2 separate regions of the Homo sapiens genome follow, and region 1 is linked to region 2. A link is an interaction called in ENCODE POLR2A ChIA-PET data of the cell type or tissue named here. Cell type or tissue: PC-9. All regions are shown on one strand. Each heading gives the region's core, and the rest is flanking DNA. Links, peaks and the distances in the headings are about the cores only.

Region 1 (6,067 bases), core at 409-5,408, 180 kb after region 2:
GGGAGCAAATCCTCTACGTCACAGAGCCGGAGGCCTGGACTGCAGCTGCCATGTACCAGGCCACCAGGTAGAGTAGCTGGGGGTTCGGGGGCCTTGGGTTTATAGGTGCAGGCTGAGTTTGGGACGGACAGGCTTTCCTTGCCTCTGGCCCCAGGGCATTTGAGCTTTGCCCCAGGGCCCTCTCTGTGCTACTTTATAGCATCATTTTTCTAGCTTTTCCTGTGTCATTTTTTGGGGCCAAGACCCAGTTAGCCAGTTAGGAACCCTCCGTGATGAATTTCTAGGGGAGAGGCTTTTATAGCTACTGGGATACAACCCTCTGTGATGAATTTCTAGGGGAGAGGCTTTTATAGCCACTGGGATACAACCCTGTAGCAGGACCCTCAGAAGTCTGTGACTGCCCAGGCATGCTCAGGGCTACTCAACTGATGCTGAGTAGCCATCAGTTTGCACGAGCTCTGGCTCTCCCACAGACAAACGGTGCTCCTCATTTGGGTATATCTCATTGCCCCTCCTATTCTCTCTCTAAGCTGATGGGTGTTGCATGCACACAGCTCCCACACATCCCCCACTGAAAGAAAGGTCCCATATTTTACTTTAAAACCTCTTGTATGCACTATCCATGGTGATATTTAATGGGCCGGGTCCAGACTGTCGTGTGAGTTGGAAACTTCCCCCGCTTAACTCCCACTAGGATTTTTGCCTCTAACCTGAAGGAACGCATGGCCCAGCGCTTCTACAACCTTGTCCTGCTCCCTCGAGTACGAGATGACGTTGCTGAATACAAACGACTCAACTTCCATCTCTACATGGCTCTCAAGAAGGCCCTTTTCAAACCTGGAGCCTGGTTCAAAGGTGGGATCCCAGAGGCACGGAAGAAAGGGAAGGGCTGGAGCTTCTATGGGGAACACAGCAGGCCTGGTGTGGGAAATTGCTAGCTGTCCCTGGGCTGGGTGGGAATGCTTCCTGCTGTAACTCCTTTTTCTCATCCTGGGCTCACAGTGGCTGCCCTTTGACTCTCCCTAGGGATCCTGATTCCACTGTGCGAGTCTGGCACTTGTACCCTCCGGGAAGCCATCATTGTGGGTAGCATCATCACCAAGTGCTCCATCCCTGTGTTGCACTCCAGGTAGTATTGCTGGGGGTGGAAGGGGGCTGGTCAGTGGATATCCAGATAGTGGAATTGCCAGGACTTGGGAATGGGCAGAGTGGAGAAGGAGCTAAGGAAAGCCTTGGGTTTGTGCTTGTTTAAGCCAATGAGTAGGTGTATCATTATCCCCCTCAATGTAAGTTGTGCAACAACAGGGCCCGAGTGCCTGGCATAAAGTAAGTTCTCAGTAAATAGATAAACAAATGAGTAGGAAACACAGGAAGAAAGTAGTTAGGGTGGAGACGTTGAGATGTTTGGACCATACTCTAGTTGGTTACTGAAACAAGCAGTCTATGCTAGAGATAGAGATTTGGGTGGATCCCTGTAGAGATGGTGACTGAGGTCAAGGGAGTATAATATGATTGTGTAGGTGAGAAGGTCCCTGGGGAATACCATAGTGTAAGGGCCAGCAGAGGGGAAGAAAAAAAGGGGAAAGCATAGAGGGAGAAGTAGGATCCTTCTTCCAATGTTTTCCCTGCTTACTCTACCCCACCTCCCTTTCCCACTAGTGCGGCCATGCTGAAAATTGCTGAGATGGAATACAGCGGTGCCAACAGCATCTTCCTGCGACTGCTGCTGGATAAGAAGTATGCACTGCCTTACCGGGTGCTGGATGCCCTAGTCTTCCACTTCCTGGGGTTCCGGACAGAGAAGCGTGAACTGCCTGTGCTGTGGCACCAGTGCCTCCTGACTTTGGTCCAGCGCTACAAGGCCGACTTGGCCACAGACCAGAAAGAGGCCCTCTTAGAACTGCTCCGGCTGCAGCCCCATCCACAGCTATCGCCCGAAATCAGGCGTGAGCTTCAGAGTGCAGTCCCCCGCGATGTGGAAGATGTTCCCATCACCGTGGAGTGAGGAAAACAGTCAGCTGTCCTGGCCAAAGGGGTTTGGAAGGACACCAAGACCCCCGTTGGTGACTGAAGATGACACTGAGCTTTAATGGCTGAAGACCCAGATCAGGGCAGTGACAGATCACAGGGACATCTGTGGCTCCCAGTCCAGGACAGGAAGGACTGAGGGTCTGGCTGGTTCCCTCTTCCATTCTAGGCCCTTATCCCTGTTTAGTTCTGAGAGCCAACTTGAGATACCATATGCTAGCATTCCCAGTCCCCAGCTGGGGCTTGGTGTGAGTACTTTTTCTATGGCTATTGTGTCAGGTCACTGTGGATAAAGGCAAAGACAGATATTTATTGAACCTCTGTGTTTGGTGTAGTCAATGGAGGTAGGCATTACTCCTGTTAGTATTTGGAGGACGGAGGACATTCTTGTCCTGTTTATATAGGACCCACCTCCCTTGATCTCCAAGCTTGTTTCTCCAGGCTGCACTCACCTTGTTAGCCCCCAGGGGACACATCCTCTGCCTTCCCCCATCACAGGCTACAGCAGCCAGGAGCAGGTTGTCCAAAGATGGTCGTGTCTCAGCAGTGGATGAAAGGACTACAAGAGAAAACTCCTTGGGGAAAGCAGAGATAAGAGTCAAGAAAGGCCAGAGAGGCTGGGCTTGGTGGCTCACGCCTGTAATCCCAGCACTTTGGGAGGCTGAGGTAGGTGGATTACCTGAGTTCAGGAGTTCGAGACCAGCCTGGCCAACATGGTGAAACCCCTTCTCTACTAAAAATACAAAAATTAGCTGGGTGTGGTGGCGTGTGCTTGTAATCCCAGCTACTTGGGAGGCTGAGGCAGGAGAATCGCTTCAACCTGGGAGGTGGAGGTTGCGGTGATCCAGGATTGGGGCCACTACACTCCAGCCTGGGCCACGGAGCAAGACTGTCTCAAAAAAAAAAAAAAAAGGCCAGAGAATAAGGCTGGGCCCAAGAATGGTTAGATCAGAGCTAGCATCAAACAGGCTCCCTTTCTGGCTTTTCAGCCAATGAAAGCTTTAGACTAGTGACTAGTAAACTAGGGCCAGGTGCCCCTTTTTTTGTTGATTTGTTTTTTGAGACGGAGTCTCGCTCTGTCGCCCAGGCTGGAGTACAGTGGCATGATCTCGGCTCGCTGCAACCTCCGCCTCCATGGTTCAAGAGATTCTCCTGCCTCAGCCTCCTGAGTAGCTGGGACTACAGGTGCGTGCCACCACGCCTGGCTAATTTTTGTATTTTTAGTAGAGACGGGGTGGAGAAGGGGTTTCACCAGGTTGGCCAGGCTGGTCTCAAACTCCTGACCTCAGGTGATCCACCCGCCTCGGCCTCCCAAAGTGCTGGGATTACAGGCATGAGCCACTGCACCCAGCCCAAGTGCCCATTTTTGTGTGGCCCATGAGCTAAGAATGATTTTTCCATTTTTAAATGGGGAAAAAATTAAAACAGTATTTTGTGATAGGTAGGAATTACATGAAATTCCAGTTTCAGCATCCATAAATAGTTTTGTTGGAACAGCCATGCTCACCCATTTACATGTTTTCTGTGGCTGGTTTTGTGCTACAACAGCAGAGTTTAAGTATAATCCTGCTATAACCCTTGTTATTTGCTTTCGAAATTGCGCATTTGTTCCAACCCATTTAATATATTTGGGAACAGTTTGATCATAACGCAGACTTCATGTTTGCTTGTGTGTGATTTCATCCTCGAGAAATAGTAGGTGAATATGGGAAACTGTATCTAGCTGAACCAAGCCTAAGTAGTACACAAAACTCACACCTAAACATGTACCAGCTACCTCACTCATCTCCCCACCTGTGTTGAGCAACCCTTCCGACGTCCACTTCCAAAAGCAAAGTGCATGTCTTCAAGATAAAAGGCCATATTTATTGTGATATAATTTCTCAACCATTTGACATATGTAAAAACCAAGCTATCCTTTTTTTTTAAATGTGTCACTCATTTGAGTGTTGTGCTTCAAGCCCCATTTTTCCCATGAGACCTGTGGTCTTTATTGTGCAATTTTGCATGGCATAGTGATTTTTAGGAACGCATAGGTCACATTATAAAGCAGAACTGACTATATTTGGGTCAGAGACCATGTACCCCACAAAGCCTAAATATCCAGCCCTTTACAGAAAAGGCTCAATGATCCCTGCTTTAGACCATTGACTTCCACCTCCTTACCTCATACAGTGCAGAAATAGACTTACCCACACACCAATCCAAGAAGCCAAAGCCAGTTTTATTTCACAATCATCTTTATTACAGTAGGATGATGGTCCTGGGCCACCAGCCTAAACCTTGCAGCCTTAGGAAAGACCTGTGTCAACAGGGCTTGCCTCCCTCTCTAGACAGGGGCTCAGCCACCTCCAGGGCATCCCTGCTGCATTTTCCCTGCTGGAGGATGGGGCAGAGGGACAATGGGAGAGGAGGGCATGACCCCACCCCAGGCTATAGCAGCTCCTTGGCCACAAAGATCCTTTTGCCAGTAGCAGAAGGGAGGAAAACAGCAACCACCAGGGTTACCACCACTTGTGGGATGGCCAGGACCCCATTATGTCCTCTTAAAGTTGTGCTCAAAGCAATTAATAAATTAAAATGAGCCTTCAGCAGCAAAGCTGTCAATCACACAGGAGAAGCTGAGCAGAAAGCAAAGCAAAGAGGAATTTATAGCTTCTCTGGCTGAGGCCTAGGCCCCTCCCTCTAGGAGCAGCTGTCAGCACGGACTACATAGGGGCCTCCAAAGTACTGAGAGGAGCCATCTAGACTATTCCCCCTCATATGTGTCTATCATGCATTAAATTTTAGAGGGACCCCAATCCAAATGCAATAACCCTAGAAGGGACAACACCTTTAGAAGGCACTAGAGCATTTTGGCAGTTGAAAACATGAGAGCCCCCAGGGGTGGGGGGGGGCGTTCAAAAGGAATGCTGGTGTATGTATCCAATTCTGTCCCATCAGCCTGGCCCACCCCCAGCTAGAGTTGGGAAAGGCGCTGCTGGTCAGATGCAGGGAGGAGGAGCTTGACTAGCCACCGAAATGCAGACATGGCTGGCCGGGCCCCTTAGTGCACACTGCGGGGATGGGTAGGACCAGATCCCTTGGGCTTTGTGAAGGGGGAACAGACGCCCCTTCAGGCTTAGATGTGGTGTGGTTCCTGGAGGCAGGGAGGTGGGTGGCAGCGGCCCCTCCTCTGCTTAGTGGCCACTCCAGAGGGCCTCTCCAGGGCTACAGGTGTATGGCTGTGACATCTGTAGGAGTGCTGGTCTGGCTGGGCCCTTGGCTGCTGGAGCCCCGGGGGGCTTTGGGCGCTGGGCTGGAGCTGGTCTGAGAGGCTTCCCTGAGGCTCTCCCTGAGTGCAGCTTCGATCTGCTCCTGACAGGCCCGCAGGCAGTCCTGGGAACATGGGAGAAGAGTGAGGAGCAAACACTCCCCCCATAGCATCTGGCAGCAGGTGCAGGGGAAGGACAGCTCCCAACACATGGGGAAGTCTGGGGAGGTTAGGCCACAGCCCGGCCCCAGGAATCGCTCTTTAGTTCTCAGAAACTAGCAAGAGGATGTGGCAAGGGAGTGTGAGAGCAGCCCTGCATCTGACACCAAACCCCCCACCCCCACTCCAGCACACCACTTGGCAAGAAAAGAACCCCTAGGGCCAGTGCCCTTCACCCCACCCAAGATACTTGCTCTTCCCCAGACCAAGGCAGGAGATAAAAAGCCACAAAGCCCCAAGGTTGTGAAACCAGGACTTGGGACCAGGTTGGGGTTGGAGGTTTCCCTCTACTGGAGGCTCAGGGCATAGCACTACTTTATGAATGGAGAGGCTGCTGCCCAGCTACCCAGCACTCACCACTTCAGTGCCAGTGATCCCTGCCAGCAGCTCTGTGAGCTCATCCCCGGACATGGAGCAGGCACCCAGGCCTTGCACTGCAGCCCCAATGCTGCCCGTGGCGATCATGGATGGCGGGTACATGGCAAAGGTATAATCTTGGAGAGGAGGAAAGGGAACCATGAGAGAAGGAAACCTGAAGGATAACGGCCAGCATGGACTTCCGACTCC
Region 2 (6,067 bases), core at 587-5,586:
TCGACTTAAAAGGCCAATCTCCACCACCTGTGAATGCTTTGACCCTGACAATTCACTTACCCTTTCTGAGCCTGAGTTTCCTTGACTGTAGAGTGGAATAATACCTACCCTGCAGTCTTGCTATAATGATTCAATAAGGCCCTGGTTATGAATGTGCCAGCACAAAGCTGGCCCTCACTATCAGCTGAGTATGAGTCTTTTTCTTTAAATTGGGTGGGGGGCTAGAGGAAGGGCATGAAAAGGAAAAAGGATCTTTGGGGAGCGCTGATAACATTCTGTTTCATGATCTGTGTACTGGTTTTGTGGGTATGTTCAGTTTGTGAGAAGTCAGTGAGCTGTAATCTTGATAGATGCTACTTTCTGTATATCCATTATACTTCAATACAAAAGCTTTATAAAGTCACTTTTTTTTTTTTTTCAGGACAGAGTCTTGCTCTCTCACCCAGGCTGGAGTGCAGTGGCATGATCTGGGCTCACTGCAACTTCCGCTTCCCAGCTTCAAACAATTCTCATGCCTCAGCCTCCCGAGTAACTGGGACTACAGGCGCGCACAACCACGCCCAGCTAATTTTTGTATTTTTAGTAGAGATGGGGTTTCACCATGTTGGCCAGGATGGTCTTGAACTCCTGACCTCAAGTGATCTGCCCATCTCCGCCTCCCAAAGTGCTGGGATTACAAGCATGAGCCACCATGCCCGGCCAAAATCACATTTTATTTTATTTTATATTATTTTATTTTATTTATTTTCTGAGATGGAGACTTGCTCTCTCATCCAGGCTGGAGTGCAGTGGCATGATCTTGGCTCACTGCAACCTCTGCCTCCCAGGTTCAAGCAATTCTCCTGCCTCAGCCTCCCAAGTAGCTGGGATTACAGGCACCCACCACCGCGCCCTGCTGATTTTTGTATTCTTAATAGAGACGGGGTTTCACTATGTTGGCCAGGCTTGTCTCGAACTCCTGACCTTGTGATCCGCCCACCTCAGCCTCCCAAAGTGTTGGGATTACAGGCGTGAACCACCGCATCCAGCCAATCACATTTTAAAAAGAAGATCAGAACAAAGGTCTCTGAGGATAGACAGATATAGATAGATAGATAGACAGGCAGACAGACAGATAGAATAAGAAGGAGGAGGAGGAGAAGGGAGAGAAGAAAGGAGACAGAACACTAGTCCTCAGAGAACCCCAATGGCAACGAGGGGAGGCAGTCCTTGCTCTCAGGGAGTCCTGGGCTGCTGGGGAGACTACACATTCACCCATCATAACATAGCCCACAATGGCAAAGATGCAGAGGAGAGTTCAGGTGAAATAGGGATGAGTGACCTCCTTTGAACAGCCACGCTTTTATTGTAATAAATTTCAGCAGACATATATAACAGGTGCATTCACCTGTGATTTTATGGACACAATGGGTTAAAACAAAGGGACCTGCCAATAACTCTGGCATTCACAGGGCTCCAGTCGGCCTTACCTGTGCACAGCTGGCTGTTCATGTTCCCAAAGGTGACTTCTCCCGAAGTAACTTCATCCTGTTGGCTATGAAACCAAAGACACAGACTCGGGAAGAGGCAGCTGCAGGGTGATCAGACCCCAGTTTCAGGAACCCATTCTGTGAATCAACCCAGCAGTCCTGGCCCACTTTGTCACCCTCCTGCTTCTCTTGTACCCACACAGTCCCTGGCTGTGGTACTGTGAACAGAAGCTTCTGTTCAGAGATAGATCAACATGGAGGAGAGGAGGAGGAGGCTCCTGGGCAGGGTTCTCTCACCTGCTGAGACAGAAACTGACCACGGCCCTGGAATCAGATTCCACTTAACAAGGCAGTCCATGACTGCAGTGGCCCCAAGTACAGAGACAGATGGATAGGACAGCCCTATTATCACATCAAAGGGAATGCTTTCGAAGGTGGTGCCAGCTCCCTCTGGCTTAGGCCGTACTCCCGGTTGGTGATGGCCAAACCCTGGGTCTGCTCCCCTGAGAGGAGGGGAATCCACTGGGGGTGGCCCTCAGGAGAACCAGGACGTCAGAGCCTCCCTCAGCAGGAAGGAAGCTAGCTGTACTCTCAGCTCACTCGGGCACCGGCTGGCTGCCTGCCCCCACCTATCGTCACAACATCAAAGCCCAGGCCTCTGCCGAGACGGCGGACAGGGAGAACAGACGGCCCTCCAGGGAGTGCCTGTGCCTGGCTGTTAGGAGCGAAGCATGCACATCAGGACCACACTGCCCCTCCCCTCCCCTCACCCCCACATCAGCGCCATCTGGTCCCAGTGGTGACCTACACCCCACCCTGGACCCTGTGCTCTCCTAAATGGTGAGCCGAATGCCACACTGGCTCCTGTGGCTTCTCCTGCCTGGTGCCCTCACATTTTGCCTCTGCCACTTCCAATTCTGGTGGCTCTTCCCACCTTGCCTCCTCCATGTAGCCCCTGCCTGAATCCCCAGCCCTCCAAGGGGGCCTCTTTTTTTTTTTTAGACGGAGTCTTGCTCTGTCACCAGGCTGGAGTGCAGTGGCGCGATCTCGGCTCTCTGAAACCTCCACCTCCCATGTTCAAGCGATTCTCCTGCCTTAGCCTCCCGAGTGGCTGGGACTACAGGCATGAGCCATCAGGCCCAGCTAATTTTTGAATTTTTAGTAGAGATGGGGGTTTCACCATGCTGGCCAGGCTGGTCTCGAACTCCTGACCTCAGGCGATCCACACCCGCTTTGGCCTCCCAGAGTGCTGGGATTACAGGCGTGAGCCACCGTGCCCGGCCGAGGGGCCTCTTTTTGGACTCTATATTGGACATCATGAAACATACGGCCTATAATGTGCACTGCTCATCCCCGCCTATGCTCCTGGCCTTTCTGGAGAGACTGGAAGCTTCAGGAGGACAAGAATGATGCCTTGTGCCACTCTGGGACTTACTGCTACAGCTCACAGGAGGGAGGGACTGTTTCTCCCACAAGCTCTAGGCACCTCCCTCCTGTGGGCTCTAGATGAGCACGCACGACAGCTGGGCATTCACAGAATGACAGCACCGCCAGGTTGGCTGAGTCCATGCCAAAGAGGATCATATAGCTCTGAGGGTGTCCCCAGCTTGATCTCCCCAGAGTAATACATTTGGGGAGAGAGATTCAGCCACTGAAGGTGAGTTGGGCCCCAGGCCCACAGTGACCCCTAGTCCCACTCTTCAGCAGCTCCCACGGGGGATGACTCTGACCTTGACAGATGACTTCCCCACTGTCTTGAGTCTTTAAGATCTCTCCCCTCAGACTGGGGCTCCCTGAGGACAGGGCTGTGTCTCCCCTCAGACTGGGGCTCCCCGAGGACGGGGCTGTGTCTCCCCTCAGACTGGGGCTCCCCGAGGACGGGGCTGTGTCTCCCCTCAGACTGGGGCTCCCCGAGGATGGGGCTGTGTCTCCCCTCAGACTGGGGCTCCCCGAGGATGGGGCTGTGTCTCCCCTCAGACTGGGGCTCCCCGAGGATGGGGCTGTGTCTCCCCACAGACTGGGGCTTCCTGAGGACGGGGCTGTGTCTCCCCTCAGACTGGGGCTCCCTGAGGATGGGGCTGTGTCCTCTCAGGACTCAGCTTCATTCAGCTTTGGTGACACAGTAAGAAGTGAGTCACCCCTGTGAGGAGGTGGGTGGTGACAGGTGGGTGGGCAGAGCCTGACCCACTCAGGTGTACAGGCAGTCATGTATTACTTAACGACAGGAATGTATTATGAGAAGAGGGGTCATTAGGAGACTTCATTTTTGTGTGAACATGATGGAGTGCACTTACAGAAACCTAGGCTGTGTGGTAGGGCCTGTTGCTCCTACCCTGACCCGCACAGCATGTCATGGTCTTGAATACCTTAGGCAACTGTAACACAACGGTAAGCATTTGTGTGTCTAATCTTAGACAAGATACAGTAACAATACAGTATTATTATCTTACGGGACTGCAGTGTATAAGCCTCTCTCATTGATGCCTGACATAGTTGAGATGTTTGTTGGCAGGGTCAGGCTGGAGTTTCTTCAGGAAGTCTGAGAGTGAGAGCCGCTCCTGCATTTCTTTAGCAGGACCCTGGCAGGTGGGAGTTCAGCTGATTTCACTCATAGCCCAGTTTCTCTTAAGTCCAGCCAACCACGAGTTAAGGCTCTCCAGCCAAGGTTAGCATGAGGCCTGGGGCTGAGATGGGCCACAGTCTCATTGCTTTATTTAATCATCTCTTGCTGCCATCAGTGATGGATTCAGTGGAGAGACAGGGTTGAACGTGACGTACGAGAGCAGGAAATCTAATCTGCTCCAAGAGAAATCTAATCTAATCCCTGGATCCAGGGAAGGAAGGAACTCCTGAACTTTGATGTCTTTCAAGACCCGGCAGGTTAGCCAGGTATGGTGGCATGCGCCCGTAGTCCAAGTTTCTCTGGATGCTGAAGCAGGAGGATTGCTTGAGGCCAGGAGGTTGAGGCTGCAGTGAGCTATGATTGAGCCACTGCACTCCAGCCCAGATGACAGAGCAAGACCCAGTCTCAGAAAAAAAAGACCAGGCCTGGAGGACACTCACACTTGACACCCCTGTCCCCACCCCTGATCACCCCCTGACTCTGTACCAGAGCAGCCCTTCAGAGAAATGGAAGCCAGTGACGGCAAGGAGCAGCCGCTTGCTCATGGGCAGCTTCTACCTCTTCACCAAGGCTGGAGGGAGAGACCCCACCATAGCCCAGCCATGAGCTTAGGAAGCAGCAGATCAGGGTAGAGGGGCCTTTATTGAGGAGGAAATGGGAAGGCAGGAGCAGCCCTGAAGAAAGCAGGGGGAATGATCCAGGCAGGGGAGGAGTGTGGGCTGGCGGGGGTCTGGATAGGACTCTTTGTAGGGAGCTCCCAGACCTGTTCCAGAGGCGCCAGGAGGAACCCATGCTCCTTTGCCTTGTTCTCCCAGTACCCTGTGGGAGTTGGAGGGGCAGCAGGAGGCAATGCAGGTAAGAGAGGCCATGAAGGAGGGGTTGTTTGGACTGAGCTGGATGTGGTCCCAGACTAGGTCTCTCTGGGTGGGGTTGAGAATTGGGTGGCAGAAAGGGGAGAGTCCAGTGTCCAGGTTCCGGCACATCAAACGCCAAAGAACGTAATCACCAGGGCCTGGATAAGGAGCAGGAACCGAGCCTAATGCAAAAGTCCCAAACCAAACACTGATAATGGGCTCAGGAGGCTCTAGGCCTGGACCTCACGCTTCCACCCCGTGGCCCCTAGTCAAGCCTCATATGGATACGGTTACAGTCCCAGGTCCTTGGAGCCAGCTCGGATCCTGGCCAATCTAGTTTGGGTTCTGGAGAGGTGTGCCTGTGAGCAGCAGTGTGCCACTGGCCACGGCTCTCCCTGTGCTCAGGGACTCCTAGTGTGGGACACCAGGGGCCCATGACGGGGGCTGGGGCTGAGCAGCCTCCAGAGGGATGCCCCTTGGTAGGTATGTATAGCACATCAACTCTTCCCAACATCCCAACATCCAGAGGGACTGGCTCTGTGTGCCCATTGTACAGTGTGGAAAACTGAGAACTAGAGCAGATAGGGGGAACCCCAGCCTCAGGGGGTCTTCATGCACCCCACAGTGATGGGGAAGAGAAAGGATCCAGAGGCCTTAGATGAGCCTTAAAGCCACCTGCATTGACTTCCTGCCTGAAGATCCCCTTTTGCTGATTCTGAGGTTACCTGGGAGGTGTGTGTCTGACTGTGCCTGTTTCCTGCCAAGTCTGGGGACCCTCCCCCAGCCCCGCTCAGATTCCAGGGAGCTGAGTCTCTGATCCTAAAGTTCCAGGAGGATCTCTGAGAATCTCCACTTTTTCCCTTTGTAGGAGAATGTTTCACTGCTGCCTAGTGCTAGGACCGAGGCCCCAGGGGCTTGTCCTCCAGGGAGTCTGTCTCACTTCTGCTGTGCTCTCTCTGCTGACTCCCCAGACCTGCTCTGGACATGAATATGCCCTTCCACCCACAGCACTGCTGCTGCATGTCCCAAAGCCCTGGGTGTGTGGTGGGGCTTGGCATCCAGGTTACACTTGATCACAGGTCCAGCAGACAGCAGAGACCAAATCACAGGGACAGGAGCAG

What was found. ChIA-PET counts read pairs that join two places held together with the same protein. Peaks named below come from ENCODE experiments on the same cell type or tissue, not always from the same donor. Only the 100,000 strongest peaks of a DNase experiment are listed, where the experiment ranks them.
Region 1: POLR2A ChIA-PET joins it to region 2 with 5 read pairs; 3 of 35 experiments call an interaction of 5 or more read pairs at or near these places.

Annotation. Positions count from the first base shown.
Region 1 is chr6:41,930,702-41,936,768 of GRCh38, forward strand. BYSL (bystin like) reads left to right here. Exons shown (of 7, transcript NM_004053.4): 4 at 1-67; 5 at 695-855; 6 at 1,027-1,129; 7 at 1,660-2,345. The coding sequence ends at 2,005. CCND3 (cyclin D3) reads right to left here. Exons shown (of 5, transcript NM_001760.5): 4 at 5,858-5,994; 5 at 4,251-5,406. The coding sequence ends at 5,239. Among named protein-coding and RNA genes, the nearest start is that of CCND3, 8.1 kb to the right of the region's middle. In PC-9, for the core only: no CTCF peak of the experiment used is centred there; no DNase peak of the experiment used is centred there; H3K27ac peaks cover 1,283 bases.
Region 2 is chr6:41,754,482-41,760,548 of GRCh38, forward strand. No RefSeq gene overlaps it. Among named protein-coding and RNA genes, the nearest start is that of PGC, 10 kb to the left of the region's middle. In PC-9, for the core only: no CTCF peak of the experiment used is centred there; DNase peaks (open chromatin) are centred at 3,690 and 3,980.